Regions from separate parts of the Homo sapiens genome. Here region 1 is linked to region 2. A link is a loop called in an ENCODE intact Hi-C map of the cell type or tissue named here. Cell type or tissue: HCT116. All regions are shown on one strand. Each heading gives the region's core, and the rest is flanking DNA. Links, peaks and the distances in the headings are about the cores only.

Region 1 (5,346 bases), core at 347-5,346, 180 kb before region 2:
TTTGGGACGCCGAGGTGGGCAGATCACCTGAGGTCGGGAGTTCGAGACTATCCTGGCCAACATGGTGAAATCCTGTCCCTACTAAAAATACAAAAATTAGCTGAGCGTGGTGGTGTGTGCCTGTAATCCCAGCTACTTGGGAGGCTGAGGCAGGAGAATCGCTTGAACCTGGGAGGCAGAGGTTGTGGTGAGCCGAGATGAGGTCATTGCACTCCAGCCTGGGCAACAAGTGTGAAACTCCGTCTCAAAAAAAAAAAAGTTTCCTTAAATAGTTACTGGCTTTATTTAAGGACTTCTCCATCTCCCATCACACATCCTTTATAACAGACTGAAGTTGGCAGAGAACAGAATGATTTATTTTTAGGGTAAATGGAAGTTTGTTCTCAGCCTCTTGGTTTCACTTACTGTTTAAAACCATTGTTTTGCAGCTATCAGTTGAGGGATTTGCAGTTGATAAAATGGCTGGAGAGGTTAAGGTAAGGAAAATACTGTTTACTCTTCACTTTTCAGTCTAGTAAGTAAAAACAATAACCTGGTTGTAATTATAGTGTTGGGATAATGTACTGTAGCATCTCTGTGTTTTTGTTTAGAGAAAGACATCATGCAGGGCTGTATAGGCCATATTAAGAATTTCCTAAAAATGGCCAGGCATGGTAGCTCACATCTGTAATCTCAGCACTTTGGGAGGCCGAGGTGGGTGGATCACCTGAGGTCAGGACTTCAAGACCAGCCCGGGCAACATGGTGAAACCCCAAATTAGCTGGACATGGTGGTGCACGCCTCTAATCCCAGCTACTCGGGAGGCTGAGGCAGGAGAATTGCTTGAGCCCGGGAGGTGGAGGTTGCAGTGAGCTGAGATCGTGCCATTGCACTCCAGCCTGGGTGACAGAGCGAGACTCCTGTCTCAAAAAAAAAAAAAAAAAAAAAAGTCCTAAAAATGGAAAGCCTTCGAATGGTTTATAAACAAGGCAGTGCCTTGATCTGATTTGTGTTATAAAAATTTCAGTCTGGCTGCAATGTGGATAATAGTTTGGAATGGGGAAGAGAAGATGTTGGGAAGCTAACTCTCCTAGCAAGAATGATAGAATAGCTTACAGTAGGGTAGTGGCAGTAGTGGAGGAGATGGAATAATGGAGATTCAGGGGCTTGAATTTGTTAACCATTTAGTTCAACAATATTTATTGATTGGCTTCTCTGTTGTGAGCATATCTGGGAGAGGAAGAAAAACAAGCCAGGATAATCCCCAGGTTTCTGGTGTATAAATGTTGGTACTACTCTGCGATGGAATGGAAAAAGACTTGAGGCCCTGAGAACTGAACCATGATTAGGAGCCTTGGAACAGTAGCAATTGTCATCTGTGTAAATAAGGTTATTGATTTCTAAAAGGTCTATGTTTAATCAGATGGATTAGTCATTCTGTCTTTCACACCTGTGGTGACTAATTCAAAGGAAAAGCCCTATCATTTTGCCAGCTGGTGTTTAAGAGTTGCTTTGTTTTCTGTGAAACCAGGTGTACTGCATTAGAAAAGTTTATTCAACTTTTAATCATTAAGCATTGTGATAAATTGTAAACTTAGAAATTGTTTGGTTTACTGTATTAAAAATGTTGGATTCCTGTAATTCCAGCATTTTGGGAGGCTGAGGTGGGAGGATTGCTTGAGTTCAAGAGTTCAAGACCAGTCTGGGCAACATGGTAGGACCCCATCTCTACAAAAAGGAAAAAACAATTTGGCCTGGGAGTGCACGCTTGTGGTCCCAGCTACCCAGGAAGTTAAGGTGGGAGGTTTACTTGAGCCCAGAAGGTTGAGGCTGTGATGAGCCATGATCGTTTCATTGCACTCTAGCCTGGGCAACAGAGTGAGACCCTGTCTCAAAAAAAAAAAAAAAAAAAAGACCATGGGGTGTTAAATTATTAGGGCATAGCAGCAATTTAAACTTCTTTGTATTATCATCCCTTACAAATTAATCTTTATTTGAAGCAGCCAAAATGTGTTGAATCCTTAAGTACTCTGTGCTAGGTATTTTGTCAAATGTTTATATGGATTGTCTCTTTAATCTTCTGGAGTAGATATTTTCTCATAGTTGAGAAAACTGAGACTTAGAGCAGTTAATTTTCTCACAGTCACAAGCTAGTACATGACTAAGCCTGGATTCAGGTTCCAAGTCTTCATTCCAAAGACTATATTTACCACTACACAATTAGCCTAAAAGAAAGGCAGTAGGTTCTGTCTCTTTATTAACTTTTGATTAGGTTGTTAAGCATATAATTAAGGGGAGAATTCCTATATGCAGGTCCAAGGAGTTGCTTGTTTTCTTTTAGCCTGAGGGTGGCAGTGGTAAATTCTCATGCCTGAAGATTATGCATCCTTCATATAGACCAGTGGGTATTTTTTCATAACCTGTAATATTAACTTCTTATTGCTAGTAATGATCCTGCATTCTGGGTTGTTTTATACCAGGCTTTCTTCGAGAGTCACCCAGCTCCTTCAGCTGAGCGTACCATCCAGCAGTGTTGTGAAAATATTCTGCTGAATGCTGCCTGGCTAAAGCGAGATGCTGAGAGCATCCACCAGTACCTCCTTCAGCGGAAGGCCTCACCACCCACAGTGTGAATCCTGAGGTGCCGCCATTGGCGGTTCTGCTGCTTCGCTGCAGGGATAAGGTGGAGCTACCGAACAGCTGATTCATATGCCAAGAATTTGGAGTCTTCTTTCAAACCAGTGGGGGTTGGACAATGAATGTAGTTAACTGGTTCCTGCTCACACTCCAGAATTAAATTCTATTGAAAAAGGAAAATCAGCAATTCAGCAAAAAATAAATAAAAAATAAAAATGTAAATATGATAGTAATAAAATAGAGCATAACGAAACTGTGAAACTTTCTGAAGCCTTGTCAGTGGTTAAAAGTATTTAACACTCTACTGTTAATGACAGATGTTCTGTTTTTATAACCTACCAAAAGGAAACTAGAGGCTTCTTGGTGAAGAGCATTTTTGTGAAGTGGGTTCTGCAAGGAGCCTATAAAGCCAAGGGTGGTGTCCATTTCTGGGAATGGTTAAACACAAAAGGCTGATAGCTGGTATCACATAGTTGGAGTCAGTGCATAATTCCAAGTGGCTTTTTTTTTTTTTGGCACGGGGACTGATCAGGAAGATATATTCCTGCATAACTCAATCTGAACCAAGGATTGTAGTTTAGTTTTCCTCCTTGCCTTCCCTTCTGTGTGACCGACCCCTTGGCCAAAAAAAAACAAAAAGCAAAAAACAAAAACCTACCCTGTTCTGGTTTTTTTCCTCCCTTTAGTTCCACCCCCAACCCCCATTCCCTGGTGTCCTTCTTAGAGATGAAGAAATAATAAGGAAACATCTTTCATAGCCACATTAAATAAGAGAAACTGATATACATTATTTTTTTCTTTTTAAAGATGACTTATAAGAACCCTGAAATTTATATAGGTGAGACAATAGAAATAAAAAGATCTTCAGCCAGGCCTTTCTGAAGGAGTTATTCTGCTAAAAATGGTCTTAGTTGTCTGAAAAGCCAGCTCTTGAACCTCTTCACAACAGTATCAACACTGGCTTCTCCCGGTTCATTTTATGCGTGCGAGAAGTCAGTGGTAACTGCTGCAGGGCTTAATACATTAGTGGTAACTGGTTTAAAAAACAAAGACTGTAAGCCTGTGTGTGCCACTGTTTGCTTCAACAGTATATCCTAATAAGCCTCACCTATTTAATCCAATGAGTTTTAAATCTAAATCTCATTCCCTTCTTCTTTCCCTACCTTTTTTTTCTTTTTTTCTTAAAAAAATATTTTGTGTTATTAACAGAAATTCATATTTGGTGTGGCTTAACGGTATTTCAGAAGGTCATCAGATTGTGAGACTGCTTCCTTGAAACATTTTTGTGCTATTGTTTTAAAAAAATAATTAAAAAACAGTTGGCGTTAATAAAAATGTCAATGTGAAACTGATGTCCTGATTCACTTTATTCTCTTTCTTTGATAAGAAACTAAAAACTTTCCTATCATTCAGTAGGCTTATGCAAAGTTATACTATCATAGGATTTTTCAAATTCAAAAAAAATCCAGTTCCTTAATTCCTAATTTATAGATCTTAACAGAAAAATCCTGAGATTCATTCTAAATCAGTTCTACATTCTCAAAACTCTCTCAGAGACTCTTATAGTCAGCATTCAGGAATGAACTTGAGACTTCCTCAGTCCCTAGTTTTGAGGCACCCTAGTTCAGGCACCATGCTCAGGGCTGCCCTTAGGCTCTCAAATGTTCTTAAGGCACCAGTGAAGCAGGGGCACCAAAAAGACTGAGAAAAATGCAGGTTTAATTGAAGAACTCAGAATTTTGCAATCAGAAATTCTGGAAACAGGTTATTTTACTTTCAGCATACATGTGATTTTTGTCTGTAATAATAGTTAAGTAGTTTGAATTACGTTCAGGGAGAGGTTATACTAGATGTCTTCCATTTGCCTTTCAGAACCCCTCTTCATCCCACTCTGGACCCCAGCGGGTGCTGACCCACATGGACTGCAGCATGAATGGCTCCCTTGCCCTCTGACTTCAGCTTCTGTTTATCCAATTATTAATATCCAAAGAAGATGAGAAGATATAAGGAAGAGATGGTCAGAGTACTCTGGCTTTCTCATTGCCAGGTCACATGGGTTGTCTGTGTCCCTTTAGCAAAGACCACAGCTCTTACCAAGCAGCCCCCTCTAGCTTCTGGCTCCTTCTCTTTGCTCCTTCACATCTAGGAATAGAAAGAAAGGAGAACTCGAGAGCTGGGTGCGGTGGCTCACGCTTGTAATCCCAGCACTTTGGGAGGCCGAGACGGGTAGATCACCTGAGGTCAAGAATTCAAGACCAGCCTGGCCAACATGGTGAAACCCCGTCTCTACTAAAAATACAAAAATTAGCTGGGCATGGTGGCGCATGCCTGTAATCCCAGCTACTCGGGAGGCTGAGGCAGGAGAATTGCCAGAACCCAGGAGGCAGAGGTTGCAGTGAGCCAAGACCGTGCCACTGCACTCCAGCCTGGGCAACAAGAGTGAAACTCCGTCTCCAAAAAAAAAAAAGAAGACTCAAGCTGGGTGCGGTCACTCACACCTGTAATCCCAGCACTTTGGGAGGCTGAGGTAGACAGATCACCTGAGGTCAGGAGTTTCAGACCAGCCTGGTCAACATGATGAAACCCCTGTTTCTACTAAAAATACAAAAATTGGCCAAGCATGGTGATGCATGTCTGTAATACCAGCTACTTGAGAGGCTGAGGCACAAGAATTGCTTGAGCCTGGGAGGCAGAGGCTGCAGTGAGCTGAGATCGTGCCACTGCACTCCA
Region 2 (5,372 bases), core at 103-5,102:
GCCATCCTCCCGCCTCAGCCTCCAGACGTGCTGGGATTACAGGTGTGAATATTTTCACATTTTAGAATGAAATATCAGCAATATAATCAAAGTCTTCAAGAAAATAGAAAAAGAAGAGGGAACTCCTCTGAACTCTTTTGTGAAGCCAGGAAAACGTTTACAGAAAAATCTAATATTATAAGAAAGAAAAATTAGTGTCCAATTTCTTTCATAAGCATAGATGCAGAGTCCACGTAAATTATTAGAAAATTGATTCCAGTGACACATAAAAGCGATAATACCTCATGACCAGGTGGGTTTATTCAAGAAATGCAAAGGTATTTGAAAATAAAATACCCTTGTGGGGCCTTCGCCGCTCCAGGCACAGGCGACCGAGGCTGCGGCATGGCACGTCCCTCCGGCTTGGGCATCTCTGGTCCTCAGGCTCTGCCCCACAGCCACTGGGCCTGCTGCACCTGAGCCAGTCTGGTTGGGTGGCCGGGCTCTGTCCCATCTGCTCCTGGGAGGCTGACTTTCACACCCGCCTGCCTGCAGGCACCTCGGGACCCATGTGTCCCCCGGCCACATCCCATCCTGGGGCCACCCTATGTCGGTCCCAGGTGTGGTACTTGGGGGCAGGTGCCATTTCTGCCCCCTCAACCTGTATTTTTGCCAGCCTGGGACTTCCTGCCCTTCCAGAACTTTCTGCCCCCTTGTAGCTGGAGATGTCTCTCCTGTGTGTGAGCTTCCCACAGCCTGAGCCTCCTTAACTGGGGAGGGGGATCAGTCACCTGACAGACACAGGATGCTCAGTTGTCTCAGGAATTGATGGTGAGAGGGACCACAGAGATAAGGGGTGCAGTCCCCTCCCCTTTGACCAATGGCAGAGCCCCCAGCCTTTCTGGGGAGACACTTTGCATCCTCCTATTTTTGGCAAAAGTCTCAGGAGAGTTAAGGCACCAATTGGTGTCTGCAGGTTCACACGCTAAACTCTGCTTCTGTCTCTCTCAGGGGGAATTGCTGCTGCCTTGGGAAGGCCCCCAGGTGTGGGAGTGGCAGAGCTGGTGGTGACCCTGGCCCAGGTCATCTGAAGCTACCCTTGTCCTGTGCTCCACAGCTAAAACAACCCTCAGTCCTCTCTGTCCTATGACAAACAAGACACCGGTGAAGGGGTAAGGCCAGCAGCATCATCCCCAAGCTACAAAGGAGGAGACTGAGGCTCAGGAGGTGAAAGGAATAAATGACAGAGCCAGGGCCAAAACTCAGGATTCCTAGCTCTTGGTCCAGGGCTCTTCCCCGCCCAGGCTGCATGGGAGGTGGTGGGAGGTGAATGTGCCAGCCTGTGAGGGCTGCGGCCCACTAGGCCCAGCTTGGAGGAGAGTGTCTCTCTTGGGCCTGTAACATCTTGCTAAATGGAGGAGAAGGGAGGGAAGGCCAATGTGACCTGCCTTCCGCATCTCCCACCTTCGCCCTCCCTCCTCAGGGTCCTAGGTCAGATGGCTTCCCACAGAACCCAAGGCTTCTCTGCTAAACTGGCACTGGCTCAATAGCTCCCTTCCTTCTTGTCCTCATTCTCATCCCTCCCAGGAGGGCACCGTGGACACTCCCTCCTTCAAACCATGTGTGCGCGCACACACACACACACACACATACACACACACACACACACACACACTTCACCCAACGTTAGCCTACAGAACTAAATGCAGGGTTTCCCATCCCAGTGTGTGACGGGCTCTGGGGTGACAGAAGCAGGAGAGGTTCTAGTGGAAACTTAGGGAAAAGACCATCTTATGAGGGCTCTGGAGGAGGGGTGTCCTGGCCAGCTGTCCTTGGGAGGGATGTCACCTGGACGTGAAGAGGCACCAGCAAAGGGGGCCTGACCTCCTTCCCCCAGACCATCTGGGCAGCTTTTGGGAGTGGCTAGGGACACCTGGGTCTCCCAGAACAGGGGTTTCCTGACTTGTGCATTCTCTTTGAAGATGAAGATGGGCAGGCAGGGATGGCCGGCAGTCCATAGGAATGCGGCTGTAACAGTGTCTGCTGCTGCTGTTGATCACTGCTGGGCTGGGTCCAGCCAGGGCCACATCCTTGGAGGCCTGATACTCCACGCAGATGGTGGTGCAGCCACCTGTCAGCTGTCAGGTGGGGCTTGGGATGAGACTAAATTGGTTCTTTCAAGAGCCCGGGGTGCCCTCTTGAGGATGCCTGGAGAATCTCACCACCTTCGTCCTAGACAGACTGTGGCTGACTCTCAGGCTTTTCTCTCTTCTTCCTGCTCCTGCCCCGGCCCTTCCAATCTCTTCTTCACCCACACCCCTCCCAGAGCCCAGCCCACCCACCTACCCTCCTCTGGACAGATGCTTCATTTTGAGGGGCCTCTCATATTAGGGGTCAGCAAGGCCCAACATCCCCAGGGGCCTGGCATCCTGGACCATAGTGCCCATGGTTTGGACTTGCTCATCAAAGCCACCCCTCCACATACCTTAGGGCCTGGAGGCATCTTTCAGCAACCTGAAGACTTTGCACCATGTGATGACATGTGTTAATGAGACGTGGGCCCTGCAAGGTGGCTCACGCCTGTAATCCCAGCACTTTAGGAGGCCAACGCTGGAAAGTTGCTTGATCCCAGGAGTTTGAGACCAGACTTGGCAACATAGTGAGACCCTATCTCTACTAAAAATTAAATAAACAAACAAAAAAAACTAGCCAGATGTGGTAATGTGCGCCTGTAGTCCTAGCTAATTGGGAGGCTGAGGCGGAAAGATTGCTGAAGCCCAGGTATTCAAGGTTGCAGTGAGCTATGATCGTGCCACTGCACTCCAGCCTGGGTTAGACCCTGTCTCTAAAAGAAGAGAGAGAGAGACACGAGTAGTGCTCTAGAACCCCCAACCGTGGAGCCATGCTCTCCCAGCCCCTGGAACCACCTGCCTGAGTCCCATGCAGACCTGACTCTGGCCTGTCGGGATCTTGATAACTCTCAGTGTTCCCCTCTGACGGTAATGCCTCTTAAGGTACAGATGAGGAGAAGATGAGGGTATGTGTGGCAAGAATCAGGAAGACCAGTCCCTGGTCCACCACATAAGGCCAGGTGATCTGGTTAAGTGTCTGTACCAGAAATAGGTCATTGGATGAGCGAGACCTGGCCCAGGCCAGCCTGTGAATGTCTCTCTGAAGTCCTACACTGCCCTCCCTGACCACCTTAAGGGGAACAGAGATGGGTCCCAGGGGGAGAGTGCTAAGCCTCTCCTCCTTTTCTACCCCTGCTAGTACTAGAGGGTCTCTAAAAGGGGAAATCACTTATAAAACGTGTCCTTTGCAGTAAGGAGACACCATTAAACTAATGACCCAATGGCAAGGTCCCTTGAGCATTCCCTAAAGAGATTGGATATGGCCGGGCAATGTAATCCAGGATCTTTAAAATGCCTGTGTCAGAACTGGGACTAGACCAGGGCAGCGTAGAATAGGAGAGCTGTGCACCATTCCAGGGGCAGACTGGAGCCGGTGGAATTGAGGTCGGACGTAAGATCTCTGCATTCTCAGCAGGTGTTGGTCAGGGGCTGGGGGTTACCCCACCACTGTCCCCACTACCTTCATTTTCCCCGAAACAGGGAGGGTGGGACTCCCCTGCACACATCCCCCTGGGCTGCATGCCATCCAGGTGAAGCTGGGAGTCACAGTGCTGGCCCAGCAGCCTCCTCCTGCCCTGAACACCCCTCCACTTTGACCTCATGGAGGGAATGTGAATGCCTGGGCCTCTCACCTGGTTCAGCACTCTTTCCCTTCTCTGTTTATTACACACACACACACAAACACACAGACACACACACACACACTTTATTCAGAAGATGCAAGGAATTGGGGGTTTTATTTATATTTGACTTTTTTTTTTTTGCTCCTTCCAACCTAGGTGTCCCTATCAGCTATTCAATAATGATTAATAAAATTTTTTAAAGTTACTTAAATCCCTCTGGGTGGAGCAGTTTGGGGGTGGAGGGTCCAAAGAGGCAAAATGAGGACTGAGACACCTCCTGCCTACCTTCCTCTCCCTCTGCCAGCATTGCTTGGCCTGACCATTTCCCTTGCTGTCCAAGCTCCATCCTCCTTTGCTCATCCAGGGAAGCGGATCCCTGGTTCTCCAAACTACTGCACTCCAAGCCTAGTCAAGGGCCATTAAGCCCCCAAATTCTCCCCTTTGTCCCAAGCCCACCATGTCCTCCAACCAAGGCAGGAGATCTGGGTCTGTGCTTGGCTCCCCACGACCCAGTGGTAATGAGTACTCCTGTGGGACATCTGGACTAGGCTGACAGGCTTGAGAAGGGGGCCCACCATTCCCTTCTCAGATCAGTGACTTGAGCACCCCACCCTGGGATTCTTGGCAGCCAGGAGCTGGCACCGCTCCCTGAACCCCTGGCTGGTGTGGGCCCCTCACACTCTGTCCATGGAGCACAGACTGGGGCCAGAACCCCAGGCTCCCCTCAGCCTGGCCTGAGCTCCCATCAGCGGTGACCCACAAAGCCCTGGCCAGATGGGGAACATTTCTGAGACCACAGTCCTTCAGATGGGACTGCCCCCTCATCTGCTGGGCCCCAGAAGAAGCAAAAACAACCTTACCCACCACTTCCAGCTGTTGAGGTGGCACCTGGGCTGTGCCTGGGAAAGGACTTGGGGGAGGATGCTGGTCTAGAGGGCACAGCCACAGAGGCAGAGGAGTTTTGAGTTTTTTTTTTTTTTTTTTGTCTCCTCTGAAAAAATAACTTGGGAATTTGGTCTCTTTTAAACTCTGGTTCTCTCTTTTTTTTTTTTTTTTTTTTTTTCTAGATGGAGTTTCACTGTGTTGCCCAGGCTGGAATGCACTGGCACGATCTCGACTCACTGCAACCTCTGCCTCCTGGGTTCAAGCAATTCTCCTATCTCAGCCTCCCGAGTAGCTAGGATTACAGGTGTGCACCACCACACCTGGGTAATTTTTGTATTTTTAGTAGAGATGGGGTTTCACCATCTTGGCCAGGCTGGTCTTGAACTCCTGACCTCGTGATCCACCCGCCTCTGCCTCCCAAAGTGCTGGGATTACAGGTGTGAGCCACCGTGCCCAGCCTAAACTCTGGTTCTTAAAATACGTGGCAGTTTGTTACGGGCTGGTCGGTCAGGTGCTGTGGTGCTCTGAGGGGAAAGGGCCCGGAGCAGGGCAGCACATGCTATTTAAAAATATCCTGAATGTGTGAGGGCCTTGGCTTTTTTTGGAATGGGTTGAGGTTATTTCTGGCATGTGGTGACAGGACAAGTGTGTTCATTTTAACTTTGACATTCTCTGTAAATAAACTGGAAATGTGGACCACTGCTCCTCCGCAGGGGATGAGGAGGAAGAAAAAGATGACAATGCGAAGGGCTGT

The links. A loop is a pair of places that touch in the nucleus more often than their neighbours do. Peaks named below come from ENCODE experiments on the same cell type or tissue, not always from the same donor. Only the 100,000 strongest peaks of a DNase experiment are listed, where the experiment ranks them.
Region 1: it touches region 2 in a loop (11-fold over the local background); 1 of 110 quality-filtered maps calls a loop at or near these places.

What each region holds. Positions count from the first base shown.
Region 1 is chr17:47,619,309-47,624,654 of GRCh38, forward strand. It overlaps NPEPPS (aminopeptidase puromycin sensitive), which reads left to right. Exons shown (of 23, transcript NM_006310.4): 22 at 429-476; 23 at 2,460-3,968. The coding sequence ends at 2,612. KPNB1-DT (KPNB1 divergent transcript) reads right to left here. Exons shown (of 4, transcript NR_171700.1): 4 at 2,219-2,779. Among named protein-coding and RNA genes, the nearest start is that of KPNB1-DT, 27 kb to the right of the region's middle. In HCT116, for the core only: a CTCF peak has its summit at 2,355 (motif pointing right); DNase peaks (open chromatin) are centred at 1,403 and 2,673; H3K4me3 peaks cover 1,173 bases; H3K27ac peaks cover 3,368 bases.
Region 2 is chr17:47,800,406-47,805,777 of GRCh38, forward strand. No RefSeq gene overlaps it. Among named protein-coding and RNA genes, the nearest start is that of OSBPL7, 19 kb to the right of the region's middle. In HCT116, for the core only: a CTCF peak has its summit at 2,172 (motif pointing left); a DNase peak (open chromatin) is centred at 2,166; H3K27me3 peaks cover 1,115 bases.